Regions from separate parts of the Homo sapiens genome. Here region 2 is linked to region 1. A link is a loop called in an ENCODE intact Hi-C map of the cell type or tissue named here. Cell type or tissue: HepG2. All regions are shown on one strand. Each heading gives the region's core, and the rest is flanking DNA. Links, peaks and the distances in the headings are about the cores only. Region 1 has its middle 35 kb from the start of LINC01220. Region 2 holds the start of LOC107984653 (a long non-coding RNA gene).

The links. Peaks named below come from ENCODE experiments on the same cell type or tissue, not always from the same donor. Only the 100,000 strongest peaks of a DNase experiment are listed, where the experiment ranks them.
Region 2: a loop joins it to region 1, with 6 times the contacts of the local background. A loop is called at or near these places in 10 of 110 quality-filtered maps.

Annotation. Positions count from the first base shown.
Region 1 is chr14:75,321,422-75,337,173 of GRCh38, forward strand. No RefSeq gene overlaps it. Among named protein-coding and RNA genes, the nearest start is that of LINC01220, 35 kb to the left of the region's middle. RefSeq lists enhancers at 7,566-7,735, 12,603-13,102. In HepG2, for the core only: no CTCF peak of the experiment used is centred there; a DNase peak (open chromatin) is centred at 7,370; H3K27me3 peaks cover 661 bases.
Region 2 is chr14:75,551,160-75,566,911 of GRCh38, forward strand. It overlaps LOC107984653 (a long non-coding RNA gene), which reads left to right and starts at 7,012. Exons shown (of 2, transcript XR_001750830.1): 1 at 7,012-7,047; 2 at 8,469-8,759. RefSeq lists enhancers at 8,653-8,812, 11,118-11,197. In HepG2, for the core only: a CTCF peak has its summit at 9,987 (motif pointing left); a DNase peak (open chromatin) is centred at 9,972; H3K27me3 peaks cover 1,300 bases.

The DNA of each region.
Region 1 (15,752 bases), core at 3,575-11,574:
ATTTCACTCTTGTCCAGGCTGGAGTGCAGTGGCGAGATCTCAGGTCACCACAGCCTGCACCTTCTGGGTTCAAGCGATTCTCCTGCCTCAGCCTCCCAAGTAGCTGGGATTATAGACATGCGCCACCACACATGGCTAATTTTGTATTTTTAGTAGAGATGGGTTTCACCATGTTGGTTAGGCTGGTCTCGAACTCCTGACCTCAGGGGATACACCTACCTCAACCTCCCAAAGTGTTGGGATTACAGGCGTGAGCCACCGCACCTGGCCCAGAGATAACATGTTCTCTACTGCATTATATGATGTTTCCTTTGCCTGGACATCTGGTCCCATTTGGCCTGGCCCTTTGGTCTCAGCTGCCCTGACCCCTCTAAAGTTTACTGCATTATATGATGTTTCCTTTGCCTGGACATCTGGTCCCATAAGCCCTGCCCCTTTGATTTCAGCTGCCCTGACCCCCTAGTGTTTAGGTTAGTGTCTCACTACTGTGCCCCAGAGCCCTCACCAATGTACCTCTCAAGAAATGATAGTTAAATTTTCAAGAATTTTGCAAGCTGGTTGTTAAATTCAGCCATTATTAAACTTTCAGCTATGGTAACAAATACTTAAAGCTCATCACTTCCTAATTATTTTACTGTATTTTCCTATCACTTACACTGTTGAGATCATTTACAGCTCTTGTATCCACGTGGCGGAAGCACTATATAACTTGTAGGATACTGTGGATCTCTTCCCAAATCTGTGTTCAGTGGTAGCTTTTGGGACTATTTACACCATGAAGACTGGCAAATGCTATAAATCAGAGATCGATTTGTTGTTGCATTGATTATCTAAACTTAAAGAAGTAGTGGAGAAAATGTTAATGATGCAGGTTAAACTTACAAGTAGCTGTTACATTGTGAATAGCATGAAACAATCGAGGAAATATTCTTTCGGTTTCCAAAAACTATTATCCAATTCAGCAAAGAAGCACTGACAAATAAGCAAAGTTCTGACATTCACTTAAATTTTGCTTTTGTCTTATTAACATAAATAATATCAACCAAGATCCCATTAGAACAATACCTGCTCATCAATTATAACGATAGCTTGTCCACAGACCAGATGTTTGGCAAAAATTACGTACTGTGAAAGTCAATTGATTATGTGGAATTTACAGTAAACACTGTTGTATATTTTGTGATCATTTATAAATTATATGCTATAATCCTTTAGGTCAGTAAAATCCATGAGCGTATGGACATACACAGGTATGTTGCTGGAGAGCTGGTTGTTAAACATTTACTAGCACACCACTGCCCAGAGTCTACCGTTCTGTTTCCATCATGGAGCTTACCTACTGTGCTCTAATGGCCTGTTTGCTTGCCTGTGTTCCCCTCAGGGCTGTTGCTCTCTGTGGGGAGGGTCATTTGCAGCTCATCTTGTTCACCTGTGGATCCCCCAATCACTAGCATAGGGCCCAGTGCTCAGGAATTACTCAGTAAATCCTTGTTGCATGGATATGCTAATACAAAATCCTCCAGGTCCAATGGGAAGGCCCCAATTCCTGCCCTTTGTCAGTCTGTGAAGCAGAGATGGCCACTGAACCCTGGGGTCCTATGTGATTGGCCCTAAAACGGGCAGCCAGTACAGGCTTTTCCTTATTTCTGCTCTTCTCTCTAGACCCAGGGAATGCCCCAGTGCTGAATGGGGCCCCCCAGCTGCACTGTCCCACCTGCAGCCAGAGAGCTGTGAGCCACTGGGAGTGTGAGAATTTAGGATGCTGAGTACACACAGGTAGTACAGGTAGGTGGGTGAGAATGGGATACAGCCAGGCACAGGGTCAGGCTGCACACCCCTTGAGGGCAGGGGCAGATCTCATTACTGTCTATCTGCAGAACCTGTCTTGACTGTGGCCAACACAGCCCTGCAAGACCAGGTCCCCTTCCTTATCTGCTCCCCTCTTCTGACCTCACCTTCTCTCCCACCCCTCCCTGCTCCAGCTGTCCTGGCTCATGGCTGTTCCTGCAGCAGGTCATACATCCTCCCCTCAGGGCTTCTGCACCTACTGTTCCTGTGCCTAGGCCGCTCTTCCCCAGAAATCTACATGGCCTGCTGTTGAAGTCAGGTCCCTGTCCAAATCCCACCTGCTCGGCAAGGCCATCACTATCCAGCCCGCCCTGCCTTCCTCATCCCGGTTAATATTTCCTTACAGCACTTTTCACCCTCTGTGGGATCAGGCGCTTGTTTAGTTTCTGTCTTTTCCCATGAAATTGTAAATTCAGTCAGAGCAGCGATTCTTTCTGTTCTGTTCCTCACTCTATCCCCAGGGTCTGGAACAATTTAAGTGGATGTATAGTCATCGCTTAATGAGTGTCTGCTTACTCACAGCCTAAGAGAAGAAAGGATGTGTTGTCAGAGAAACTCGGTACCAAATACAGCTCTCTGGTTTCCTAAATCTAATCTGATTCCAGTCTGTGTTCTTCCCTGGTTGGTAACCTGAAATCCTGTATAGCTTTTCTTATTTCTCTGGAGTTAGCTCCCCAGCCCATTGGGAAGTGTCACCTCTACTCCATGGGAGCCCGAAACTCCAGAACCATGGCCAGGCAGCACATGCAAGTAGCTCCACCAGGCAAGCCAGCAATCCAGGCAGCCTCTGAGGCTGAGGACACACATTGACTGGGCACGCTTGGCCTGGAGAGGTGTTCTCTCTGACCTGCAGATGCTTTTATTTTATTAGGTTAGTTATTATATCAACCTAATATTTTATTAGGTTAGTTATTATACCAACCTAATAAAATAAAGGCATCTGTAGGTCAGAGAGAACACCTCTCCAATTATTTTAATAGCAAAAACCACAATTACTTTTGTACCAATCTAATATTTTATTTATTTATTATTTTTTTGAGTAAGGGTCTCACTCTGTCATTCAGGCTGGAGTGCAGTGGCATGATTTCAGCTCACTGCAACCTCCACCTCCCAGGTTCAAGCGATTCTCCCACCTTAGCCTCCCAAGTAGCTGGGATTATAGGTGCACACCACCACACCTGGCTAAATTTTGTATTGTTTGGTAGAGATGGGGTATCACCATGTTGGCCAGGCTGGTCTCGAACTCCTGACCTCAAGTGATCTGCCTGCCTCAGCCTCCCAAAGTGCTGGGATTACAGGCATGAGACACCACGCCCGTCCCCAGCCTAATATTTTAAAAAGTAAACCAACATTCAGAAATCGAGACACCTCACAGAAAAGTCTAGAGGATCTGGCAACCATGGACCTGCATCCTAGCATGGCACAATCGCTGAGCTGAGAACTAGCCCTGTTGTAGCTGGGGCTCTCCAATTTGCCATGGTCCTCACTGCTATTGAAACATTTGCTTCGGTGATGCCCAAAATAAAGTACACATGTGGTAGCTTTTCTCTTCACTCTAGCTGTGGGGCTTGAGCAAAGCTCTTAATTTCTCTGTCCCCCTTCCTCTGCACAATGGAGTTACCAATGCTCCCTGAGTCAGTGGTGGAGGACTGGACAAAAAAGTCCTTGGGAAACAGAAAGTATTCGGCTCCCTCCCCGGTGTACTGCTATTCCTCTTCGTCCTCCTTTACCCCGCTTCCCAGACCTGACTGCTTCTATCTGTGGAAGCTGCTTTTTAAACACCCTGTCCTATGCTCTCAGCCCAGCTGGGTCCTTGCTTAGCACCTGGCTCTGCCTTCTCACGTGGGGAAGTGGGGAGAGCTGCCGACAGCCACTTGCTGCTGCTGCACCTGCTTCAGTGTGAGGTCTCCATTGGGGAAGGATGAACATGTCATGGTGGAAGGTGGCTGGGATGCAGGAGGGCTCTGAGTCCTAGCCGGGCTTGACCTCTCAACAACTAGAAATGAGAGTTGAGTAACCACCTCCCTCAGATGACCACCAGACAGATGGCTGCCACCAAAAATTCTTTGCTTTTTAACTCTAAGATCCTTGTTCTAGAACCAGGTGTCAGCACCTGTCAGCAAAGTCAGCTGGGTTTGCTCAGCTTTGCTGGGAAATAGCCACTTTTTCCCTCTTGGGGCTATGAAGCAAGTGCACCTTCTGAAAGGTTTTACGCTTTTACTGCTTCTTTAAATACAGCATTTCTCCCATTCCAAAATGAATTGAACTTCCAATAGATTTTCTAAGATTTTCTTTGCTTTGATTATAAAAGTAATTCATTCATGTTCATTATAGAAAAATTTGGGAACTGCATAAAGACACAGAAATAAATAAAACCTCCCATACTCACTGTGAGTATTTTGGTTTTCATCATTCCAGCTTTTTTTTTCTGTATACCCCCAATCATACCTAACTATCCATCCATTCATTTCTATATCCATGTATATTTTTCCACATATACCTGTTAGGATCTTATTATACATGCTATTTTATTTTATTTTATTTTATTTTATTTTATTTTATTTTATTTTATTTTATTTTGAGACAGGGTCTCACTCTGTTGCCCAGGCTGGAGTGCAGTGGCGCGATCTTGGCTCACTGCCACCTCTGCCTCCAGGTTCAAGTGATTCTCCTGCCTCAACCTCCCGGGTAGCTGGGAGTACAGGCGAGTGCCACCGTGCCTGGCTAATTTTTGTATTTTTTAGTAGGGAAAGGGTTTCACCATGTTGGCCAGGCTGTATACATGCTATTTTATAATACACAGCATGAGGCCTGGAAAACAGTAGGCAACGAATAAATATTGCCACTGCTAATAAGTGTCACTTACTGAGACTTACACTGTGCCAGGCATGATATTTAACCTTAATAACACATCTGTGATATGAGAAGTGTCCTATTATCATTGTTTTATAGGTGAAAACTTTGAGGCTTAGAGAGGTTATGTTACTTGTCAAAAGTTCCAAGGGTAGTCAATGAGAGGGACACATACCCATTCATATATTTTTATATGAACAAAATACACATTTATTGGTTTAAAACTTTAAAAAAAAACTTTAAAAAAAATTGCTTTAAGGGCCAGGCGCAGTGGCTCACGCCTGTAATCCCAGCACTTTGGGAGGCCGAGGTGGGCGGCTTACCTGAGGTCAGGTGTTCAAGACCAGCCTGGCCAACATGGTGAAACCCCGTCTCTACTAAAAATACAAAAAAATTTAGCCAGGCATGGTGGTGGGCACCTGTAATCCCAGCTACTCAGGAGGCTGAGGCAGGAGAATCGCTTGAACCCAGCGAGGCAGAGGTTGCAGTGAGCCCAGATCTTGCCTGGAGTGCCTGGGCAACAGAGCAAGACTATGTCTCAAAAGAAAAAAAATTGCTTTAAGGAGTGGTCTGCTGCCTACTCCACATACAATTTTGACTGAGGAAGATGTAAAAACATGTTCTGGTCTTGGAGGCAGGAAACCTGGTTCTACAACTGACTAGTTATACAATCTCAAACTGGTAACTGGACCTCCTTGGCCCTCAGTTTTCTCCTCTCTCAAATGAGATTTGTGTGAGGAGGGGAAGGGTTAGCACTGTGCTTGTCATATAGGAGTGTTTTACATGCACTGTCAAATAAATATTGCTGCCAATAGGAAGCATCAAGAAACTGCAAAAGCACATAGCACAAAGCCTGCCTCCAAAGGCTCCTCTAAGGCTCCTCATGGGGCCCACAGCAATTATGATCTTGGTCAGTGGAGTCACAGGAAGATTGCTTATTAATTTGTCTTTAAGGAATGGGTGATCTCTAGATGTGCCCAGCTCCTAAAATGTCACATTTCCACCTCCAAAGCCTTTTTGGTTCAAATAAAAATTAGTGACAGGAAAATGAAAATACACAGGATACCCGAATTTAAATAAAATCGAGTTGTATTACAGTTAGGGATCTCTCAGTTCCCCTCCTTCCCTGTTGGAGCATTCACTTCTCTGAGTGCCGTTTTTTTCCAAGTGTCAAGTGGCAGTAATCATTTCTCCTCCTAAGGACAGTGTGGAGGCTAAAAACAAGTTATGTGAAGGTTTCAGCTCAGGCTCTCAGTCCTAAAAAATAAGACTTATTATGAGAGGGTATAGACGAGGTGGTCTAGAACACAGGTTTTGAGGTAAGAGTTGGGTTAAAATCCTGGCTCTGCTGTCCACCAGCTCTGCCACCTAGGGCACGTTATTTAGCCTCTCTGAGCCTACCTCATGGGGTTTGTAAAGATTAAGCAGTGGGCCAGGCACGGTGGCTCATGCCTGTAATCCCAGCACTTTGGGAGGCCAAGGCGGGTGGATCACGAGGTCAGGAGTTCGCAATTAGCCTGACCAACATGGTGAAACCCCATCTCTACTAAAAATACAAAAATTAGCCAGGCATGGTGGTACACGCCTGAAGTCCCAGCTACTCAGGAGGCTGAGGCAGGAGAATTGCTTGAACCCGGGAGGCGGAGGTTGCAGTGAGCTGAGATCGCACCACTGCACTCCAGCCTGGGCGACAGAGTGAGATTCTGTCTTTAAAAAAAAAAAGAGAAAAAAAGAAAAAAAAGGCCAGGTGCAGTGGCTCACATCTGTGATCCCAGAACTTTGGGAGGCTGAGGTAGGCAGATCACGAGATCAGGCATCTGAGACCAGCTTGGCCAGCATGGTGAAAACCCATCTCTACTAAAAATACAAAACAAAAACAAAAACAAAATTAGCTGGGCATGATGGCAAGTGCCTGTAATCCCAGCTACTCGGGAGGCTGAGGCAGGAGAATCTCCCCTGAACCTGGGAGGCAGAGGTTGCAGTGAGCTGCACTGCACTCCAGCCTGGGCGGCAGAGCAAGACTCCATCTAAAAAAAAAAAAAAAAAAGACTGAGCAGTAATGTATGTATGTAGGGCCTGGCACAGAGCAGGCATCCAACGTCCAATATTATAATGAGGTCCCCTTTGCCTTCTCTTGATCACATCACTCTTTCACCTTTTTAACCTCTTGTAAAGCTGAAACGGCTTAAAGTGGCACTTGATTATCCACTGCCTTGTGCTATGCTCTTGTTTTTTGTCTCATGTGCTTAACTCTGTCTTTTTTTCATAAGAAACAAGACAGACCCTTAAAGGCACCATCTGGGACACATGCTTCCTTGATATTCCTTCCAGGGACTCAGGTTTGTGAATGCTCAATACATCTTTGCTGCCTTGAATTGCATCGGACTGATAGCTCTTTCCTCTCTGATTTCTCAAGGTTTCACCCAGATTGAGCTAGAACTCTTGGGGAAAATTGCAGCAGCCTGCCCCAGGTCCCCAGAGATCCAAGCTCTTGGCCTTGCTGAAAATGACAAATGGAGAAGCCAAATGGTCTGAGTGCCTCCATAGGCATCTGACAGCTAAGGAGAGGGGCCGTGTAGCCTCTCCCATCCCCTCCCAGCCACCTGACCCGACAGCAGTGTCAGTGGCTTTGTGGGACAGCTGTGGCCTTGAACGGCACCAGAGCTTAAAAGGCTTGCATTATTTACTTAGCTACTGTTTTAATGTCCAGTTCAGGTTCTACTGACGTCCCAATAGGTAATGGGGAGAAAATGTTAAACAAACATGAAAAAAGTGAGGAAGCTGTAGAGTAAGAACCTGGCTGTGGATTTTCAGCTTTTGTACTGTATTTAGTTTCTCCAGCTGAGCATAAGTCATCAAAAAGCAGAACTTTCCACCCTCCAATTCCTCAATTCGAATAGTTTACCACTAAAAGAGGGGCTAATTGACCCATTGAAGTAAAATAGTTGACCTTTGGTATAGGGCAGAACTGTGGGGTGGGCACACTAATTTGTATATAGTGAGTATAGTTTTACAATTCAAGGCTGTTTATGAGTATTGGGCTACTTTTTAGAATCCAAATCTTTTTTTCTTTTAGAGGTTAAGTCATTCATTTATTCATTTATTAAATATTTATTGAGCTAGAAGCTAGGTCCTGTGAATACAAAGTTTACCTGTTCATTGGGCAAACATCCATTGGATACCCTACATACAGGCCCTGTAGCAGGGGCTGGGGGTACAGCTGTGAAGCAGAAAGAGGAATGGGCCCTCCCATCTCAGACCTGGTGAGGAATAAGAGGCACATGAATGGCCCCTTATAATATAGGGTGGAAAGTGCTCAGAGGGATCTCCTAGGGTGTTAAGAAAGTTCTTAGTAAGAACCCAGAGCTAGACTTGGGAGTTCAGGAGGAAGCAGCAACTAAGCTAAGGCTGACATAAGCAGAAACTGTCCAGGTGAGGAGGTAGATAGTAGAGAGGTGGGAGGGAGAGTTGTTCCAGGCAGAGGAGAAATCATGTGCTGGAGGAGATAGGCTGAGTTATGCTGTAGTAAAAGAAAAAGATGCAAAACTCTCAATGGCTTCACATGAAAAAAGTTTATTCTCACTTGCAGGGAGTCTGATGTGCATTCAGAGCCACTGCCCTCCATGGGGTGACTCAGTGATCCAGGGTGCTTTCGTCTCAAGACTCTGTCATCTCAACATGTGGCTGGGGAGGAAGAGACAGAGAGAGAGCGAGAGAGGCCAGGTGCGGTGGCTCACTCCTGTAATCCCAGCACTTTGGGAGACCAAAGCTGGTGGATCACTTGAGGTCAGGAGTTTGAGACCAGCCTGGCCAACATGGCGAAACCCCATCTCTACTAAAAATACAAAAATTAGCCAGGCATGGTGGCACATGCCTGTAATCCCAGCTACTCAGGAAGCTGAGGGAGGAGAATCGCTTGAACCCGGGGGGCAGAGGTTGCAGTGAGCCGAGATCATGCCACTGCACTCCAGCTCCAGACTGGGTGACAGAGCGAGACTCTGTCAAAAAAAAAAAGAAAAAGAAAAAGAGAGAGAGAGAATGATTTAGCCTTGGAGTGATCATCCAACTTCTGCTCATGACCCATTGTCCAGAACCAGTGACCCAGTTCCATCTAAATGCTACAGGGCTAGGAATGTAGGGGAGCCCATGTGATATTTGGTGGGCAGTGCTGTCTGTGCCACAGAAAGAGTAAGGCATGCTGGGAAACTGCAAGTCCTTCCAAGTGGCTAGAGCTTATTGAGTGTGTGTGTGTGTGTGTGTGTGTGTGTGTGTGTGTGCGTTGGGGATTAGTAGGCAGGGTTGGAGAGAGAAATGATAGGGAGTGAGGTGAGTTGAGGTCAGTCACAAAGGGGCTTTGTAAGCCATGTTCAATGTTGAAGAATTTGAACTTTAGGGCGACATGGAAGAATTTTATTAGGATATGATAGGATTATATTGGCATTTTAGAAAGATCAGACTTTCATATGGAGACTTGGGATGGAGGGGGCAAGATTGGAGAACAGCGAAGAAGCTTTTGCTGTCATTAGGAGAGAGGCAATGGTGCCCTGAACAAGGAAGGGGCTGTAGGGATGAGGGAGGTGGGAACATTCAAGGCTTATGTAGGAAGTGAAATCAGTAGCTGAAGTGCAGGAGAAGAGGGGTGAAGGGTAGACCTCGTATTTGTGGGTTGAGCGACTGAGTGGAGGGTTCTGTTTACCTGCTCAGGCATGGCAGGAAGAGTAAGTTTAGGGGAAAGACAATGTGTTCAGTTTTGGACACGGTGAATTTCAGGGGTCTGTAGAACACCCAAGGGGAGAAGTTCAGAAGGCATTTGCCTTGTTCAAGGCATTTGGCTATAAGAGTCTGGTGCTGGGGAGTGTGAGGTTGGTGATGTTGATTCGGGAGTCATGAGCATATAGGTGGTATTTGAAGTCCTAATGATGGAAAGTTGAATGAAACATTATCCCTGGGCCAGGCGTGGTGGCTCATGCCTGTAATCCCAGGATTTCGGGAGGCCAAGGCAGAAGGACTGCTTGAGCCCAGGAGTTCAGGACCAGCCTGGGTAAGATGGTGAGACCCTGTCTCTACCAAAATTTTTTAGAAATTAACTGGATGTGGTGGCACGTACATGTGGCTATTTAGGAAGCTGAAGCGGGAGGATCCTTTGAGCCCAGGAGTTTGAAGTGCCAGTGAGGTATAATTGTATCACTCTACTCCAGCCTGGCCAACAGAGCGAGACCTTGTCTCAAAAAAATAAAAATAAAAAATAAAGTCCCTGCTCTCAAGTAGTTAAAAGTTTAGTGTGGGGTGGGGGCTAGGCATGCAAGGAACAATTGGATTTCAAGGTGAACTGTATAACACAGAGGTATGTACAGGGCTCAGTGGTGACACAAGGCCTGGGAGGGTCAGAGAAAGCTTTAGAGAAGAGGGGCTGAAACTGAGTAAGAGCTTGGCAGGTGGACTGGGGAAGGCCAGTCTATGTGGAGGGCAGAGCAAGTGCAAAGGCATGGAGATGCCAAAGCAGCACTGCCCAGCCAAGAAGTTCTGTTTTCTGGAGCATTTCAGTGTGCTCATCTAAGGAAGAGGCAGCAGAAGCACTTGAGATCTTTGAGGAAACACTTGTCCATCAACATCTGTGTAGTGCGTGTTGAATACCCATGGCCTAGCTTTACACAGATGAAGGGTTTGTGATAAGGTGGCATTAAAAAAGAAATTAAACATTTTATTTTATTATTATTTTTTGTTTGTTTTTGTTTTTTGAAATGCAGTCTCACTCTGTCACCCAGGCTTGAGGGCAGCGGCATGATCTCCGCTCACTGTAACCTCTGCCTCTGGGGTTCAAGAGATCCTCCCACCTCAGCCTCCCAAGTAGCTGGGATTACAGGCACCCGCCACCATGCCCAGCTAATTTTTCTATTTTTAGTAGAGACGGGGTTTTGCCATGTTGGCCAGGCTGGTCTCAAACTACTGACCTCAAGTGATCCACCCACCTCAGCCTCCCAAAGTGCTGGGATTACAGGCATGAGTCACTGCACCTGGCCAAAATAAATAAATAAATAAAATAAAAATAAACATTTAAAAAGTCATTTTTAATCATTTTTTCAAACACATAAAAATGTAGAAAAAATAACACAATAAATCCATGTGTATTTATCACCCAGGTTCAATAATTTCTAATGTTTTGCCAATATTTGTTCATTAATTCATTTCTCCCTTTTTGGAAGGCTGGAGAATTAATTTAACTTTATATTACGGAGGCAGTAGACAGAAGAGTATAATGAACCCTCATCTACTCATTACCTAGTCCCAAGAAATATTGACCCAAGGCCATTCCTTCCCTATCCATGTCCCATCTGCTTAATCCCCTCCCATATTACTTTGAAGCAAACTCATGACACCATATCATTTCACCTGGAAATATGTTAAAGAATGTATCTCTAAAGATAAGGACTTTAAAAATACCACTGTAATATCATTGTCACCTGCAACAAGATGAACACTAATTTATCAGGTGGTGTTTTGAAAACTCAGGGGAGGTGTTTGGTAAAGCCACAAAATCCTGAGATCTTGCATAAATGTGTTTCAGGAAGCAATTATGGATGTCCAGGTTGGTATAGACCCGATGTCTTCAACAAGACTACACTGCATAAGCCAGGGTGACGGGGTGGAGAAGGAGCCAGAGTGAATTAGGGACAAGTAGGGTTGTGGTGTAGGAGGCTGGGTCAGAGTTTTAGCAGCCAAGAGAAGGGGGTGCAGGGTGCACAGGGAGCTTCCTCAGCCCCACTCAGTGCTCCAGCAGGCAGGAGGCAGTCGTCCAAAGGAGATAAAGTGAAGAAGGGATGGAGCAGGAAGGAGAGAGAGGTGTAAGGAGGAGGAGGTGTATGCAGAGAGAGGAGCTGATATTGAGGAAGAAAATGAGGAGGAGGAGAGCAAAAATAAATAACGACTGAGCACCTATGACCCACCAGATGTCAGGGGCACTACTTCTGCCCCCCTCCAGATTTCCAGGAGTGGGGCTCACCCCAAACAAGCTTGACCTCTTGATCGTCCTCTCAGGGAGTTGCTCTATTGGTGGGTCGAGGTTAGGGACATGTACTATGAAGGTATAAACTGTGTGGTTTTTTTTTTTGAGACGGAGTTTCTCTCTTGTTGCCCAGGCTGGAGTGCAATGGCGCGATCTCAGCTCACCGCAACCTCCGCCTCCCTAGTTCAAGCCATTCTCCTGCCTCAGCCTCCCGAGTAGCTGGGATTGCAGGCATGTGCTACCAGGCCCAGATAATTTTTTTTTTCTTTTTTCTTTTTTTTTCTTTTTTTTTTTTTTTTTTTGTATTTTTAGTAGAGACAGGGTTTCTCCATGTTGGTCAGGCTGGTCTCTAACTCCCAACTTCAGGTGATCTGCCCGCCTCGGCCTCCCAAAGTGCTGGGATTACAGGCGTGAGCCAGCACGCCCGGCCGTATAACTGCTTTTATAAGGAAGGAGGGCTATGTGTCTTTAGCAGAAGAGGGGCAGGGTTCCAGCCCATGCCTTGAGAGCAACCTCCACCAGGGCCTTGGCAGAGCCAGGGTGACATCCACCAAAGCAAAGGAGGAGGAAGGCAGCAGAAATGAAGGGGGTGGTCCTCTCACTGGAGGGGTGCAGCGAGGCAGCAGTCTCCCCGGAGGGGCTGGTGGCAAGCGCACCCCCAGCGCCCTCCAGCTTTATTTTTGGCAGGGCAGGAAATGTGTGTGTGTCTGTGGGTGACCTGGGGAGGAGGGGAGGGGGGGTAAGAGGGTCCCTGGATTTTGGTAAATCTGCGGGGGTTGTGGGGGGTTTCCGGAGCCCCCGGGGTAGGGGTAGGGATGGGGGCAGCCCCGGGCAGTGCTGAGCGCAGCTGTTGCGGGTACGGTCATGTCCAACTCCTTCCCAGCTGGAAACGCTGCGGCGGGTGGTATCACCAGTGGACAGGCGAACTTCAGGCCAGAGAGTGCCTTCCTCCAGGGCTTTAGGGGAAAAGGGCGACGAGGCCGTGGTGGTCGGCGCCCTGAATACCCCGAGGGGCCAGGGCCCCTTTTTCTACATGAAGACCTGGGCCCGTTCCCTCCCGGGTTCTTCCACTCCCATCTCAGCCAAGTGCTGATCTAATAACTCAGTGGAAGCGCCCAGAGAAGAACAGGGTCGCCGTGGTTAGAGACGCTGTTCCCCTCCGCGCCTGACTCCGCAGTTACTTTGTTACTTAACCGCCCTTCTGCTCATTTGACAAGCCCTGAGCGCACATTTGCAGAGCTTCCTTCCGGGACTTCGTGGCACGGATTGCAAGAGGCCCCTACTCTGGCAAGGACTTGACTCAGGGAAATTCTTTCTGTCCTTTCTTACTAGAAAAGGCATAAATTGGAGGTGAGCCTCCTTGATTAGAATGGGCACAATGGCTGGTGGCCACGAGACCCAGAAGAGGTCACTGGTGGTGTTGCTTCCCAGACAGCCAGCCAATGTTGGTGAGACTACAGTGAAAAGAGGCAGATTGAACTAACCAGACCTGGGACTTGTCTTCATCTGCAAACGGTAGTAACAGCGGTTAACCCCCTGAGCGCTTCTGACATGCTGAACGCTGTTCCAAGCCCTGCTCTAATGCATCGAAGGCATGTTCTAAACATGCATTATCTAATAACGCTATTCCCGAGTTTACAGATGAAGAATCACAGCCACTAAGAGATGACATCACTTGGTGAAGGTCACATAGCTTCTGGGGCCAGGGTTCTGTTTTGCCTTTGTGAAGAACAGTGAACATGCTCTGCACTTTTCTAAAGTAGAAAAATGAGCTGATGTCAGGGATTCTTTCAAGAAGGCAAATTTCAGAGCTGTTGCTGAGATCACGACCCATTCAGCAAAGTGTCCCAAACGCTGAATGCACTTCTGAGTCTCTGGTTTCACTTTGCAGCACTCGGCATAACTGATGCTCCCAATAATGACCTTCAACCACCAAGGAAACGTTCATTTATATTTTGCAAGCTCTGTTTAATGGATGAAGGAGTAACAAGTTTTAAAAAAGATTTTGATCAACACGGTGGCTCATGCCTGTAATCCCAGCAGTTTGGGAGGCCGAGGCGGGTGGATCACTTGAGATCAGGAGTTCAAGACCAGCCTGGCCAATATGGCGAAACCCTGTCTCTACTAAAAAACATGAAAATTAGCCGGGTGTGATGGCGGGTGCCTGTAGTCTCAGTTACTCAGGAGGCTGAGGCAGGAGAATCGCTTGAACCTGGGAGGTAGAGGTTGCAGTGAGCCGAGATCACGCCACTGCACTCCAGCTTGGGCGACAGAGTGAGACTCTGATTCACACACAAACCAAAAAAAAAAAAAAAAAAAAAAAAAAAGATTTTGATCAAAACCAAATCACTAAAGTTAAACACTTGAAAGAATTAACCCTGTCTTTGTAAAGCTTGGCTACCCTGGTAACTCATGCCAGGGACACTTAGCTTTAAAATTGTCCCCTCTGGAGGGGCTTTGCTCTTATGCCACAAGTATTGCTGCTGCGTCTGCGAAACAGGAAGGAGCAGCATCTCCCCATTATTTCCCTGACGAGTACCCCTAGAAGATGGTGGAGTCCACGTGGTCAAGTTCTCTTTCTTCCACTGGCCTAAGTCTGAAATTCCCCAAACACCTGGAGCCTTGCAATGCTGGGCAGCCGGCAGTTTCCCCAGCAGTTGCCCTGGCATCTTGCCCCCTTTACACAAAGCAATCACTGTTGCAGAAAATGAGGGTCCTGTGATCATTTGGCTCCACCCCCCTGCCTGGCATTTGCGTGGGAGAAGGGACTTTCTTTCTTTTTGACAATAGATTCTGATCACAAACCAGGCCCCTTTCAGAGAAACAGCTCCCATGGAATGACTCTGCCTAGAGGTAAGAACTGAGGGGCACAACAGAAGTGATTTCTCGCTCCCCACCCTCATGGCCATCAATGCTCAGTCAGGCCCCTATCCTTGAATTTGTTTCAAACGGTGGCATATCTGGTCCCTGGCCAGTGGGACAGGCACCCTGTAGTTAGTGGTCTAGATTTTCAGCCTTACCTCAAAATGCAGGTGCAGGCCAGGTGCGGTGGCTCCAGCCTGTACTCTCAGCACTTTGGGAGGCCAAGGCAGGTAGACCACCTGAGGTTGGGAGTTTGAGACCAGCCTGGCCAATGTGGCGAAATCCTGTTTCTACTAAAAATACAAAAATTAGCTGGGCATGGTGGCATGTGCCTATAATTCCAGCTACTCAGAAGGCTGAGGCAGGAGAATCACTTGAACTCAGGAGGTGGAGGTTGCAGTGAGCCAAGATTGTGCCATTGCACTCCAGCCTGGGTGACAAAGTGAGACTCTGTCTCAAAAAAAAAAAAAAAAAAAGTAGGTGTAGTGATCCTTTCTTACAGGTAACATTTCCTTGCTAAGAAATGAACACTGGTATAATATACTATAACTAAACTACAGACTGTGGATTTCTCCAGTTTTTCCACTAATGTCCTTTTCCTGTCACAGGATGTAATCCAGGATACCATATTGCATTTACTTGTCGTGTCTTCTCTCACCTGTGAAAAGTTTCTTAGTTGTTCCTTATTGTTCATAACTTTGACACTTTCAGGTATTTTATTGAGTGTTTGGGTTTATCTAATGTTTTCTCATAATTAGACCAGGGTTATGGATTTTTTAGAAGAAAAGTCCTTTCTTCTTTGCATGCCATAAGGAGGTACATGATATCAACATGGCTTATCAATGGTGAAGTTAACTTTATTTGCATGGTTAAGGTGGCTCTGCCGTTTCTCCACTGTGAAGTTACTGTTTTTCCCTTTCTGTATTCTACTTATTAGAAGTGGGTCAATAAGTCTAGCCCATATTCAAAGGGAAGGAAATGAAACTCTACTTCCTGGAGAAGGGAGAATGTACATATATATTTTGGAATTTAATCTTATGAAAATTTGTCTCAGGCTGGGCATGGTGGCTCATACCTGTAATCCCAGCACTATGGGAGGCCAAGGCAGGTGGGTCACTTGAGCCCAGGAGTTCAAGACCAGCCTGAGCAACATGGGAAAACTCTGTCTCTACAATAAATACAAAAC
Region 2 (15,752 bases), core at 5,242-13,241, 230 kb after region 1:
GACAGCGTCGTCAACATCTGTCACATTGAAATGCGGGTTCCTGGAGAATGTTAGTTTCCCCACCTGCCATCCTCTGCATTTATCTCTTACTAGCAGTGTCATTCCCTGAGTGAGTGTCAGAGCAAATTACGAGAAAGCCAGATCTTCAGTCCTCAGGATGAGAAGTGTGGGTGGGGAGAGAAAGGGAGGCAAAGTCAACTCAAAGGTCACGAAGTTGCCGTCTGCTGGACCAAAACTTACCAGCAGTTTATTAATACCTCCAGCCGATGTTACAGTTGTGGCTTTACGGGGAAGGAGGTGAGACTACTGGATGCCCCACTTCTCTTGGGGACAGATAGGCTATCTCTATTTCTCTTCCTTCTTCCCCACGGGTTCAGTGCTCCAAAGCTGCTTGGGAATTCCAAGGGGGAGAAAGGGCTAGTGAACTAAGATCAACACCAACGTAGTAAAGATTTAATACTCGTTTCTGCCAGAGGAGACTGTCATTTTAAGAGACACCTAGGAGCTCAAGGCTATAGTGAGCTATGATTGCATCACTGCACTCCAACCTGGGCAACAAAGCGAGATGCAAAACCCTGTCTCTAAAACAAAAAAGAGAGATGCCTAGAGAAAGTAACACTTGACCCAAAGGAAAGAGTTTTTATGGTAGCATTTTAGGCTTTGTAGCAAGTGAGCAGAGGAGATATTTAATGGAATTCTTGCCATGGGAATGACATGTGACTGCATTGGCCTCATGTAGATACCAGAGGAGTGGGAGATGGGGATGGGAGGGAAAGAGAGATGTAGCCCTTCTAAAACTCTTGTGGGTTTGTGTGTGTGTGTGTGTTTTTTTTTTTTGACTGAGTCCCACTCTGTTGCCCAAGCTGGAGTGCAGTGGTGCGATCTCGGCTCACTGCAACCTCCACCGCCCGGATTCAAGCAATTCTCCTGTCTCAGCCTCCTGAGTTGCTGGGATTACAAGCATGCGCCACCACGCCCAGATAATTTTTTTTTTTTTTTTTTTTTTTTTTTTTTGTGGAGATGGTGTTTCACCATATTGGTTAGGCTGGTCTTGAAAAATCTTGTTTTTTAACCACCTGATATGTGATTTAATTTAATCACTTATAGGAAGATAAAATAAAAACCTGATCCTGGTTTGAACAATCTACTGGTAGGTAGAGATGAAGAGCCCCCTTTTAGAGGACTTCAATAGGAAAATTTGCACAAATACCTTTGCTACCCAGGAGGTTTCTTTGGCTTCCTCTGGAAGATTCCTGTAGACAGATTGCTGAGTTTGTCATTACACCTAGAAACCAAGGCTAGGAGGGGTAGCTGAGACTGATAATTGCCCTCCCAAAGCTATTCTTCCATTTTTCCTTACTACGGAACTCTTGTTTTGTCTAAGATGGCAATATGCCTAGAGAAAAGATTACATATCCCAGATTCCTTTGATGTTTGGGATGGCCATATGGCACAGTTCTGGCCAAAGAGATATGCAAGAATTTGCTAGGTAAGACTTTTATGGGAAAGCTCTTCAAAAGGTGGGGCTGTCTCAGTTGGCACATGCCTTTCTCCTCCTTTCTGTCTGGAAGGCAGATATGGTGTTAGAGGTGAAGCAACCGTGTACACAAAGGAGGAAGAGATTCTGCGTCCCTGGTAATACTGCAGAAGTGTGAAGATGATAGAAGCTCCAGCTGGCCCACTTCTAGACGGCTTCTAAGTGAAAGTGGAAAAGAGTTTATTTGGTTACATCACCTTGAGTTGGGTTTTCTAAGTGCAGCTTAACTCAATTCTGTCTAATGCAGGAGCCAATGGAACAACCAAATAAGGAATTTAAACAATTCCCCTAGCTCAGTGGTTCCTAACTGGGGGTGATCCTCCCCATTCCCCAAGATATTTGACAATGTCTGGAGATATTTTTAGTTGTTACAGCTTGGGAGAGAGGTACTAGTAACATCTAGTGGGAAGAGGCCAGAAATGTTGTTGCTAAGCATGCTGCAATGCACAGGGCACACCCCACAAACAATAATCCAGCTCAAAACATCAGTAGTACAGAGGTGGAGCACCCCTGCAGCTGGCCCTACTGCTTCTAGGGCACCAGCCCATCAGGCCACCAACCTACCCTGACACGCTTGTCCATCCCTTTCTCAGAAACAAACCCTGTGTATTGACCAGGCTGAAAAAGCCACGTCCTTCACCGTATCTGGCACTTTCCTCTCTCTAAGCCTTTGCTCATGCATCATTTCCTCTGCCTAGAATCTCCCTCTCATCTTCTCAGGTGGGGACCATGACTCTTCATTTTTTTTTTTTTTTTTTTTTTGAGATGGAGTCTTGCTCTTGTCACCCAGGCTGGAGTGCCGTGACGCAATCTTGGCTCTCGGCTCACTGCAACCTACACTTCACAGGTTCAAGTAATTCTCCTGCCTCAGTCTCCTGAGTAGTTGGGACTACAGGTGTCTGCCACCACACCCAGCTTTGCTTTGTGTTGGGAACATTCAAAATCCTCTCTTCTAGCTATTTGAAAACATACAATAAGTTATTGTTAACTGTAGTCACCCATCAGTGCTAAGACACTAGGACTTATTCCTCTCATTTAGCTGTAATTTGGTATTCTTTAACCATCCTCTCATTATGTCGTCCTCATCTCTGCCCTGCCTTTCCAGCCTCTAGTAACCACTATTCCACACTTTACTTCTATGAGTTCAACTTCTTTAGCTTCTGCATGTGAGTGAGAACATGTGGTGTTTATCTTTCTGTGTCTGGCTTATTTCACTTAACATAATGTCCTCCAGGCTCATCTATGTTGCTGCAAATGACAGGATTTCATTCTTTTTTATGGCTAAATAATATCGCATTGTGTATATGTACCACATTTTATCTGTTCATCTGTTGGTGGATGCTTGGGTTGATTCCATATAGTACTTTGCATTGTTGCTTTTTAATGTGCATAGAAGATAAGGAATACAGGAGTAAAAGAGTTTGGAGGCAAAAACTCAAACTGTGTTTTTCCTCTGCTCTCACACCACTCTGCAATCAACACAGATGACTTCTGTGACCAAATGTGGGGAGTTTTCCCCATACACCGAGCAAGCAATCAGTTCTGCAGCAGACACCAGCTGAGTATCCTCCAATTCAGTTCTGACCCTGTCTGCCTGGAGATAGCATCAGCTCCTACAGGTTGAGAGCTCAATCCCACAAGACTCCAACCAACTTCAGATGCCAGTCGCAAGTCCAGGCATCCAGAACTTCTGGCCACTGGCTTCAAGTTAGGTTCCCACGACCCTCTCTTTGGATTGGACAAATGTGCTAGAATGGCTCAAAGAACTCAGGGAAACACTTACATTTACTGGCTTATTATAAAGGATATTGCAAGGGATACGGATGAGATGCATAGGGTGAGGTACGGGGGAGGGGTGCAGAGCTTCCATTCCCTCCTTGGGTGTGTCATCCTCCAGGAATCTTCTTGTGTTCAGCTATTCAGAAACTCCCCAAACCATGTCCTCTTGAGCTTTTTATGGAGACTTCATTGGAGAGCCATGATTGACAATCATGTAGAAATGCAGCTGGACAAAAAGGGTCCAATTACATGATCTAGTATGAGTCACATGATCTAATACTAACAGGCTAAGCAGAGAAACCCAGCAAGACCTGTCTGTGCAGATTCTTTTTGGCCTCTCTGTGTAGCATTCCTTCCTTCAGGGTATGCAGCAGGACTGCTTCTGAAGTGAGGGTCTTATGACCACAATCAGAAAAGGGGAGGAAGATTAGGGTCCTGCTTTGCACTAGGGAAAGAAGGGTAGAGAAAAGTCAGAGATAAATTTTGTTTTTTAAGGCCTGCCTCTGAGGACTGAAGTGCCCAACATTATTAAAAAAAAAAAAAAAGACTGTAACAAGGTGTTATATCACAGAGATAAATAAGACCTCTGTGTTATCCAAACCCAAGATTGGCTGTACTCTTCTTTTGCTTAAAAAACATATATATTTAAATTAATAAAGCTTGGCAAATATAGAGTATAGACACTGAAGTTTGGAGGCCTACAAGCATTCATGAAATTTCATCTTTTCATTTTCTCAATAAAGCATCTCTCTCAATCCATTTGTGTTGCTATAAGAAAATACCTGAGATTGGGCAATTTATACATAAAAAAGATTTATTTGGCTCTATGGTTCTGCTGTCTGGAAAAAATCGGGCACCCGGTGAGGGCCTCAGGGTGCTTCCACTTGTGGTGGAGGTGAAGGGGAGCATGTGTGTGCAGAGATCACACAGTGAGAGAGGAAGCAAGAAAGAGCAAGATGGAAGGGGCTGGGCTCTTTTTAACAATCAACTCTTGTGGGAACTAATAGAGTGAGAACTCACTCAACCCCCACCCCAGGGAGAACATTAATCTATTCATGAGGGGTCTACCCCATGATCAAAACTCCTCCCATTAGCATCCCACCTCTGAGTTTGGGATCAAATTTCAACATGAGGTTTGGTGGGGTAAACATCCAAGCTATAGCAGCATCCATGTGTGGAAAGTTAAGAGCATCTTTTTTTTTTTTTTTTTTTGAGACATGGTCTTGTTCTGTCACCCAAGCTAAAGTGCATGGCTCACTGCAGCCTCAAACTCCTGGGCTCAAGCAATCCTACCACCTCAACCTCCTGAATAGCTGGGACTACCAGTGAGTGCCACCATGCCTGGCTAATTTTGTGTGTGTGTGTGTGTGTGTGTGTGTGTGTGTTTTCAATAGAGATAGGGTTTCACCATGTTGCTCAGTCTTGTCTTGAACTCCTGGACTCAAGTGATCCACCTGCCTTGGCCTCCCAAAGTGCTGGGATTGCAGGTGTGAGTCACTGCACCCAGCCAAAAGCATCTTATCTTCTTTCTCTATCTTGTGGCATGTGAAGATACTGATACTAAACTTTGCCAATCATCTTTCAACTTGCAGCCATACACATAGGTACCCATTCCTAGGGATCAGCTCTTCATATCTGGGCCATGGGAGCTGTGAAATTAGATTGCGAGTCACATTAGCACCACGTCAATCCTCTCCACCCCAACCACCATTAGCACATCTTCTCTAAGTGAAGTCAGCATTATTCACATAAAATGTTATCCATTGACTACTGGTGCACAGTGTGATTGGGGTTTATGAGTTACTCGGGGTGATTATATGATGAAGACTCAATTCTTAGTGGGGGCGCTGGAGACCTTGCACCCTCTGTCCCCCAGCTCACTTCATATCACCCTCTTTTCCTCTGCACTGGCATCTGTCCCTTCCCCAAATCTCTGCGTGCTCCCTCCAGCCCAAGAGCCTTGCTCATTCTGCTCAGCCCTAACTGAAATGCTCTTACCCTTCTAGCTCATTCATTCCTACCTTTTGTCAAATACCAGCTTGGGGAAATTTTGCTTGATTCCCAGGCTAGATCAGAACTGCAATTTCAAATAGTTTCATAGCACCTCATGCCCTTCCTTTATACCCATTAACACAGACTGAAAATTTACATTTATCTATGTGGTTATTTGGTTAACATTTGTCTCTGTGACTGGACCATCCATTCTATAATGTCAGGGATTGCCAATGTTTTGCTCACCATTGTATTCTCAGCTCCTTGCACAGTAGCAAAGAGCCTACCACAGAGTAGAAATTCAATAAATATTCATTGGCTGAATGAATAAATGGATGGATGGATGGAACACAGTGCCTGCCTTCTAGGAATGTAAAATCCAAGCCAATTATTATTCTGACGATGGAATACAAATGACAAAATAAATATTCAGTTAACATATAAAAAGTAAGAATCAATCAGATATTTTAAGAGCAGGAATCAAGGGAAGGCATGTATTCTTGTGAAGATGGTAGAGATTAGGGATAGAGTCCCAGGTGGGGCTGGAAGAGGCGAGGGCAGGGAACTGTGTCTCCTCAGTCACAGTGTTATCTAGCTTTTAGTCTGTGTCTAGCTGTCACCTATTAGACAGAGGGAAAGACCAGGATCAAAGTAAAAGCAAGTTGGAATCCTGCACAAGGCCCTGTAGAAATAGATTAGCCCCAGTCCACCCTCATCGCCTATTTTCTATTACTCCAAATCCTGCTTCCATGGTAATGGAAGCTGGTTGGCCTGCCTTGCTGGTGGTTCATGCCTCTACACCCTACAAACACGAACACAACCTACGTACTGCTGTAATTGAATACCACAGACTCAGTAATTTACAAAGAAATGAAATTTATTTCTCACAACTCTGGAGGCTGGCCAGTCCAAGAGCATGGCACCAGTATCTGGCCAGGGTCATCCCATGGCAGAAGGGTGGAAGGCAGAAGTGAGCACATGAGACAGAGAGGGGAGCAGACCAAACTCCACCTTTTTATCAGGAACCCACTCCTGCAACAACCAACTCATTCCTGTGATAATGGCGTTAATCTATTCATGAGAGTGGAGCCCTCATGAGCTAATCACCTCTTAAAGGTCCTGCCTCTCAACACTGTTTCAATGGCAATTAAATTTCAGTATGAGTTTTGGAGGGCACATTCAAACCGAAGTGGCTCCAACCCCACATTTTCACTTGGGATTGCCCTAGTGGGGACTCTCTGAGGTGACCGTTCCCCTGAAGCAGATTTCTACTTGAGCTTCCAGGTGATCCATGACATCCTTTGAAATCTAAGCAGAGGAAGCCATGCTTCTATAGCCCTTGCATTTTGCATCCTTGCAGACTTAACACCAAATGTTTGCCATCAAGGTTTACCACCTATTCTTTCTGGAGCACCCAGGCTGCTTGAGCCACAGCTGGGAGGGCTGAGAGGCACTGTGCTGAAATTCAGGGAGCAGAGAGAGAGAGTTTCACTTTGTCACCCAGCCTGGAGTGCAGTGGCATGATTATAACTCACTGCAGCCTCGAACTCCTGGGCTCAAGGGATCCTCCTTCCTCAGCCTTCCAAGTAACTGGGACTACACATGCCACCACACCCAGCTAATTAAATTTTTTTTTTTTTTTTTAGAGATGAAGTTTCACTACATTGCCCAGGCTAGTGTTGAACTCCTAACCTCAAGTGATCCTCCTGCCTCAGCCTCCTGAGTTGCTGGGATTACAGGTGTGAATCACCATGCCCAGCTTGGGTAATTTGTAGGGAAAAAAAATTATTTCTCATAGTTCTGGAGGCTGGGAAATCCAAGAGCATGGCGCCAGCATCTGGCAAGTGTTATCCCATGGCAGAAGGGTGGAAGGTGGAAGCAAGCACATGAGACAGAAAGGGAAGTGAGCCAAACTCGTCTTTTTTATTGGGAACCCACTCCAAAGATAAACCCGCTTCTGTGACAATGACATTAATCGAGGGACCCATTAATCCATGAGGGCTCTGTCCTCATGACCGAATCACTTCTTAAAGGCCCCGCTTCTCAACTCTGTTACAATGGCAATTAAATTTCAACACGAGTTTTGGAGGAGACATTTAAACCACAGCAATCATTGAGAGAAGATGACAGAGACCAGATATCTACTTACATCGTGCCCAAAACCCCCAGTGGTGACTCATGGTGGACAGTTAAATGGCTGTCCAGATAGGCCATTCACTAACCCATGAGTGAGGGCAGAGACTATCTGTGTCTTGTTTACTGCTATATTCCTAGTGCCCAGCAGAGCAGATATGTGATATTTATAGGTTTGATAAATGAATTAATTAATCATAAATATAAATAATTCATTCATTCATATATTCTCAAGCCTTGTCTACTTCAGGTTGAGAATTTTGAGTTTGGACTGTGACTAAATTACCTATGGCTCCCTCAAAGGTTTGTGTCTCATTGTTTATCCCCAGGGGGTGGGGGAACAAGTCCATAAGAGCCCTAAATGCCCAGGAAGCAGGACTGACTGGGATGATCTGGTGGCCTCAGGAAGGTCACTGCACTACTATAATGGGGATCTAGTTCTGTCTGGGTCTAAAACCTGGGGCTGAAGGCAAGATGTCACGGAATTGTGACCTAGAGCTGAGATGCACCTGATTACAGTGACCCCCACACACTTTTTTTTTTGCTACCCAGAATCCATTTCTTCTCCTTCTCCTTCTTCTCCTCCTCCTCCTCTTCGTCCTCCTCCTCCTCCCCTTTCTCCTCCTCCTCCTCCTCCCCTTTCTCCTCCTCCTCCTCCCCTTTCTCCTCCTCCTCCTCCTCTTTCTCCTTCTTCGAGATGGAGTCTCACTCTGTCACCCAGGCTAGAGTGCAGTGGAGTAATCTCGGCTCACTGCAACCTCCAACTCCCGGGTTCAAGTGATTCTTCTGCCTCAGCCTCCTGAGTGGCTGGGATTACAGGTGCATGCCATCACGCCTGGTTAATTTTTATATCTTTAATAGAGATGGGGTTTCACCATGTTGGCCAGGCTGGTCTTGAACTCCTGACCTCAAGTGATCCACCCGCCTAGGCCTCTCAAAATGCTGGTATTATAAGCGTGAGCCACTGCGCCCCGGCTCTATTACTCCTTCTTCTGACAAAGCATCTGCATTTCCTTTCTATGTGTAGAGCTGTCAATCAAGGTGTCTTCTCTGCCTTATCTGGCCAAGATACAACCAAACACCCAGACTGGGCCAATCAGACTACTGGGAATCTCGCTTTGGAGCAGAGCAAAGAAAAGACCCAGAAGATGTTTGGAGCCCCTCTACTCTAACTGTGAAGCCCTGGCCAGAGAGAGAATTCCTGTGGTGGAGAATTGTCCTGGCTTCTGCCTTGTTCTGGGCCTTGTTCTCTGGGCTTCTTTTGAATTCTGTGAGCCACATACATCCTTCCAATACATTCATTTACTGCTGATGTCAACCAGAGTAAGCTTCTATTGTGAAACCAAAAAAATGGTGACTCATTGTACCTGGGTTTCCCAGAGAGGGGGCGAGGGGGCAGGGCACTGCATCCTAATTCTCAGGGGCTAACAGGAGTAGACTGCTTTCTGAGAGGGTTTGAGGGTGTTCTGTGCTCCACCAGAAACTGGGCATGCAGCCAGAACCACACCAGCCTCTGGATTGCCCAACCTGGATACTACCCATTACTGCTTCTGGAAGGAACCCCAGGCTCTAATTTGAAAACCATCACTGGGAGTTGCAACTCAGCCTCCAGGCTTCACTCCCCATCCTCTTCAGTCCATTCTATGAGGAGCTCAGCCCATCAGCTAAAAGGCAATATTCAAAATCCAGGCCAGGCACTGGCAGTCAGAATGGGGTCGGAGCTGGAGCAGGGTGAAGGCATGCGTCTGCGTTGTTGCATGGAGGGGCACTAGGGTAGGGGCTATCAGTCAGCCAGATGTACATATTTTAATATTTCAACAGCCAGTTCAACTGCACCGGTGCGCACCATCTCGCTATCAGCTTAGCACCTACAGGACTGTGGGGGTCTTGGAGGGAGGGACTCTCCAGTGTGTTCTTGTAATTCTCCTCGCCTCTCCCTCTTCTTCCCCACCTGTCTCTGCCTCGCCAGAGGTTTGCACAGAGCAGATGATTAACATATTTGTAAATAAAAATCCCAAGATAGAAGAAAGAAAATGAAGAGGAAGAGAATGGGTGCAAGGAGGGGAAGGAAGATTAAAAAGTTGGGTCTGTTCTAAAAAAAAAATCACACCATGGACCATTCCTCCTGCCGCCTCACTCCCCCACCCCAAAGTGTTCATCTACATATGCTCATTTAAAATAAGCATTAGGGGCACCCTTGAAAGAAAAGAAAAGTGCAAAATAAAGGTGATGTATGAAAGAGTGAGGGGTCATCTTGCTAGGGGCAGGGATGATACTGGCTGCCATTTATGATCTCATTTTCTGTTCACTCTATTATTTTAGGAAAGATTATTATCCCCATTTTACAGATAAAGAAAGACTCCGAAGAGGCTAAATGGTTTGCCCAAGGTCACACAGTTAAACGTGGAGATGGGACTCAACCTCTCTTTGGCTGCTTGCAAAGTTGGAGCTATATATAGCAAGCGCAAGCGCACCTGGGGAACTCCCCACATTCCAGGATTACAGCCAGGACCATTGGGACAGCGGTCCCGGGTTGGTGCTGCCACCTAGTGACAGAGAACTGCAGAGATCAACTTTCCTCCCTCTCCTCCGTTCCCCCTCCCTCCTGCATCCTCCTTTCCCAGCTTGAGAGAGTCCTGAACCATGGCAGCCAACCATCACTTGTTTGGGCAGAAGCTTGAATACAGAGAATTGACCTCTAGATGCAAGCTGGCGCCTCATTCAGCTTCCTCACTCTATCCTAGGGCATAGCTCTGAAGAGATGTTTGGGTGAGTGACCAGGAATGCAAATCTGCACAGATTTGGGCATCAACCTGGTTTCCAAACACAAGCTCTGCAGATATTTTACTGTGAAACTCCGGGTAGCCGTGAACAGGATGTTGGCTACATCCTGTTTTAGGGTGATAACTACGTTGTACCTGCACAGTCCCAATCATTGAATACCTGCTAGCTCCCCGGTAACATGTTAATAGCAGCCTCTCATTTCCTTTTTGCCCTATCTTTTTTCCTTTTATTTTAGATTCAGGGGTACATGTGCAGGCTTGTTACATAGGTAAATTGCATGTCACGGGGGTTTGGTGTATAGATTATTTCATCACCCGGGTAATACACGTAGTACCTAATACCTGATAGGTAGTTTTTCAGTCTTCACCCTCTTCCTGCCCTCCACCCTCGAGTAGGCTCCAGTGTCTGTTTGTCTTATCTTTGTGTCCTTAGCTCCCACTTACAAGTGAGAATATGCAGTATTTGTTTTTCCATTTCTGTGTTAGTTCGCTCAGGGTAATGGTCTCCAGCTCCATCCATGTTGCTGCAAAGGACATGATCTTGTTCCTTTTTATGGCAGCATAGTATTCCATGGTGTATATGTACCACATTTTCTTTATTCAGTCTATAGCTGATGGGAACTTAGATGGGTTCCGTCTCTTTGCTATTGTGAATAGTGTCTAATTTTATGTGAAGCCCAAACACCAACACATGTTGCCCAAGCTCACTGAGCAAGGCCTTCAGCCCTGATCTTCAGACTCCAAGTGCAGTGCCCTTCCTACTCCGCTGCCCTGTGCTGTGCCCCGCTCCCCCACAATTCAACTCACCCTGTGAAACCTTGTTTTTGTCAGCCTAGTCATCCAGACATGATGACTCAAGGGTCGCTGTGGAACAGGCTGTCAGGGGAGGACCTGTGTCAGCACAGTGGCTTTCTTGACCTTTATGGCAGTGGGGAGTTACCTCAGTCTAAAACGTGTGGCTGCCAAGTGACTTCAGTCTCAACTGAAGCACGGACATGATCGATGGGCAGATAAGGAAAGCCATTCCCACTCCCTGAGCTTTCCACACCTCCTTCAGCGTCTTCTCTCTTCTCCTAAGTCCAAGATCACCTGGAACATAGAAGCCACGGGTTAAAATTTTTCATTCAGACCTGGCTCTCAGAATCTTGTTGCAAATGGAGAATAAAGGGTCACCTCTAGAAGGCAAAGTGGTCTCACCAAATATGTGCCTCACCCTGTCCACAATTAATCTAGTAATGTCTCTGTCTAGTCCTGCATAATTTGTGTCAGGAAATCCACTTTAGTTACCCATAGTGATGAAATAAACACAACAGTCAGATCTGCACCTAGCACAGTGTATATAGTCAGGGCAGATACTAGGTGACAAGCTCGAAGTAGATTTTTAAACCTGAAATGTATAGATTATCCATCTAAACCGTGATTTATTTCATCTGGGGGTCATTGGGCTGCTTTGACTATCTGATGAAACTGTGGACTCCCCCGCCTCTCCCTTTATAAAACATGTTTCTTTTTTCTTTCTTTCTTTCTTTTTTTTTTTTTTTCGAGACAGAGTTTCATTCTTGTTGCCCAGGCTGGAGCACAATGGCGTGATCTCAGCCCACTGCGACCTCCACCTCCTAGGTTCAAGTGATTCTCCTGCCTCAGCTTCCCAAGTAGCTGGGATTACAGGCATGCACCACCACGCCTGGCTAATTTAATTTGTATTTTTAGTAGAAACAGGGTCTCCCCATGTTGGTCAGGCTGGTCTCAAACTCTTGACCTCAGGTGATCCACCCCCTTCAGCCTCCCAAAGTGCTGAGATTACAGGTGTGATCCACCATGCCCAGCCAAAACACATGTGTATTAATCAATTTGGATGATATGATTTCAGGGGTTTGCAGGATTCTGAAACCCATTCGTAGACCCTTAGATAAAAACTCTTCATCAGTCAACACAGCAGTCACCCAAGACTCAAGAAACAGAGCTGCTGGTAGCAAGCATGGCCCAGGACATCGGCATTGGATTGGAGTGCAGAAGCTCCCAGGTCGCCACAGTGTGGTGAGCCAGGAGGGCCTCACACTCCCAGGAGAAAGCCTACTCCACGTGAGGCAGAATCTTTGACTCGGGCCGTTTCCATCTGTCCACTCTGACACAATGTGTCATTAATGGTGAGCAGGAAGGAGTGGAGACGAAGGATGCAAAGAGGTTCGGGAACTGGATGAAGATTTATGTTATGTACATTACTTGATAACATTTTTTAAAAGGTTGAAAGCTTAATAGATTTTTTAAATGATGTACTCTAAAGATGTCCTTCTGATTATAGGTGCGGTTGCTCACACCTGTAATCCTAGCACATTGCGAAGCCAAGGTGGTTGGATTGTTTTGAGTTCAGGAATTGGAAACCAGCCTGGGCAACATAGTGAGACTCCGTCTTTACAAGAAGAAAGTTAAAAAAAATTAGCTGTATGTGGTGCATTCTTATAGTCCTAGCTACTCAGGAGGCTAAATTGGGAGGATTTCTTGAGCTCAGGAGTTCAAGGCTGCAGTGAGCTATGATGATACCACTGCACTCCAGCACAGGTGACAGAGCAAGATCCTGCCTCTTTAATAAATGCTTGAAACGCTTCAACAGCAAACAAATAAATAAAAATGTCTGTTTAATAAACGCTTTCATGCTAAAGTAGCCACGTGTCCTCTGAGGGCCGCAAATGCAGGATTAGGCAAACCTGTGTGAGATGACTGGCAGCCAGGGAATATGATCCTCAGGACATATGAACCTTTCTGCCTGCTTTCCCAAAACAAATAACCTCTTTTATACCTTGACTGATGACTGAAATCCTATTCTTAGAACTTTGTTCCTATGATGTAAGGTATTTATCACCCACCAGGTGCCTGCAAGTGCCTTGGTTTGGATTCTAAGTTGAAATGAGCCCTATTCCTTTGCAGCTCTTAGGAATCAGCTTGCCTCCCCTGATGCTTCTCTTGCACCTGCTGTCCATTCCATTTGCTTATTGATTCATTCATTCAACAAAATGTATTGAGCACTGACTTGTGTGAGACACTCTGCTAGGGAGTAACCAAGGGGCGAAGAAGAAAGCAGACCCAGCACCTGCCCTCATGGAGCCTACAGTCTGCCAGGGGAAACAAACACCAAAGAACTAATTATTCTATTTTTATTTTTTAATTTATTGAAACAGAGTATCACTCTGTCACCAGGCTGGAGTGCAGTGGTGCCGTCTTGGCTTACTGCAACCTCCGCCTCTTGGGTTCAAGCAATTCTCCTGCCTCAGCCTCCCGAGCAGCTGGGATTACAGACGTGCACCACCATGCTCAGTTAATTTTTGTATTTTTAGTAAAGATGAGGTTTCACTATGTTAGCCAGGCTGGTCTCGAACTCCTGACCTCAAGTGATCCACCCGCCTCTGCCTCCCAAAGCGCTGGAATTACAGGTGTGAACCACTGCGCCCTAATTATCCTAATTAAATAATGACAATTGTGGTAAGTGCCATGCAAAAGAAGCATCAGGAGCACATACACTCAGAACATGTGACCGATTTCAGGAAGGAAGTGACATTTCAACTGAGCCTTGAAGGAGGAGTAGAGTGAAACAGATGAGGAAGGCAGGGAAGAGCATTCCAGGCAGAAGGAAAAGCATGTGCCCAGGGTGGCCAGCATGAAGCATGGAGATTCTATCTCCTGGCCTGAGGAGCCTAGTGAGGTCCCCAAGTAACTAGAAAGATGGTCCTACCTCTTCCTAACGTCACCACCTCCAAAAGTTCTGGTGCTGTGTCCTACTTCACGGAAGGAATCCCCCATTTTTCACAGCTGGTGACCCACTGCAATCATCTGGCACAGCCCTACCCGCCTACCTGCCAGCACCCCCAGACCTTTCCTCCAGGCTTTGCCAGGAAACCACAGCAGCCTCCTAACTGCCTCTTTGTCTACTCCACATAGCAGCCAGAGAGATTCCTTTATAGCGCAAGTCCGCCACATCACTCCTCTGCTTAAAACTCCTTCAGGGCTTCTGGCCTCACTCAGTGTCCACATCCTAATCAGAGCCCACAAGGCCCTGCAAGATTTGACCCCCACTTACCTGTCTGAGCCCTTCTCCCACCAGCCCCCTGTTCTGTCTCTCTGCTCCAACCACACTGGGATCCCCGCTGTGTCTGGCCACACCAAGCACGTTCCTACCTCAGAGCCTTTGCACATGCTGTTCCCTGTGCCCGGAACACTCTTGCCCCAGATATCCATTTCCTCCCTTCTGCTCAAATGTTTTTTCCCTAACCACCATCTCACTCTTCATTGTGCTACCTCACATGATATTATGACACTTGTTTATCCATAGACTGTCTTCTCCACAGGATTATAAACTTCAAGAGGCTCAGGACCTTGTCAAGATGTTCACCATTATTTCCCCTGTGTTTAGAGCAGCACTTTCACATAGGGCTAACAATATGTTTTTATTAACATTTATGTGTTTATTTTTGAGACAGGGTCTTTGCTCTGTTGCTTAGGCTGGAGTGCAGTGGTGTGATCATGTCTCACTGCAGCCTCAACTTTCCAGGCTCAGGTGATCCTCCCATCTCAGCCTCCCAAGTAGCCAGGACCACAGGCATGCACCACCATGCCTGGCTAATTAACAATATGTTGAGTGAATCAATTAATGAATGGGTGTCACCACCCCCAGCACCACCCCACCCCCATCCTGCCTCCTCCTCATCCCTCACTAACTTTGGCAAAGGGGATGGAAGGAAATGCATGATGTCAAGACCCCATAATTCTTTCTGGTGCCCCCAAACTTTCCCAACACATTGGTCAGGAGCAGGTCTTCCTTCCTTCTTTCCCCTTCCTTCCTTCCTTCCTTCCCTCCTTTCTCTCTCTTTCTCTCTGTCTTTCTTTCTTCCTTTCTTTCTTCTTTCATTCTGCCTATCTTTTTCCTGCAGTAGGGAGCAGGCTTTAAATAGCCATGGAGAGGGTGGGAACATGTCAGCTTCTAAAGGATGTGCGTGTCTGGGACACAGAGGGAAACACCTCCTTGCTTGGTATTGGGGCCCAGGCACAGAGGTGACACTGAGTCCCAGCTTGTGTGCCACCAGGACTGTGAAGAGATGGAAACAGGTTATGTAAGTACTTTTGTGTTTGTTGTGGTTATCTGATTCACAGGCAGAGCTGAGCCATACTAACACATGACATTAGGTGACACACAGCCGTTGCCATCGCGTGAGCCCAGTGACTGTTTTCTGTCTGGGGTTATACCCACTCCTCTAGCTCAGCATCACCACCCACAGGCTACCACCACTGCTTCTGCTGCATCTATAAACTATCTGTACTATTTTTTACTCAGCTTTTAAAATGGACTCATTTTTATGACTTGAATACATGCATTTCAAAAGGATACTAGGAGCTAAGGAAGACCAACAGACAGGTGTGACAAGCAGGACAAACCTGGCCCCCAAGAAATGGCCGCGTGCAGAGGTCGAAGGCAGAGGCCTGAAGGGAGAGGAAGGCAGGAGCCGCCCACTGGGTGAGGGAGTCCCGGTCCCAAGGGG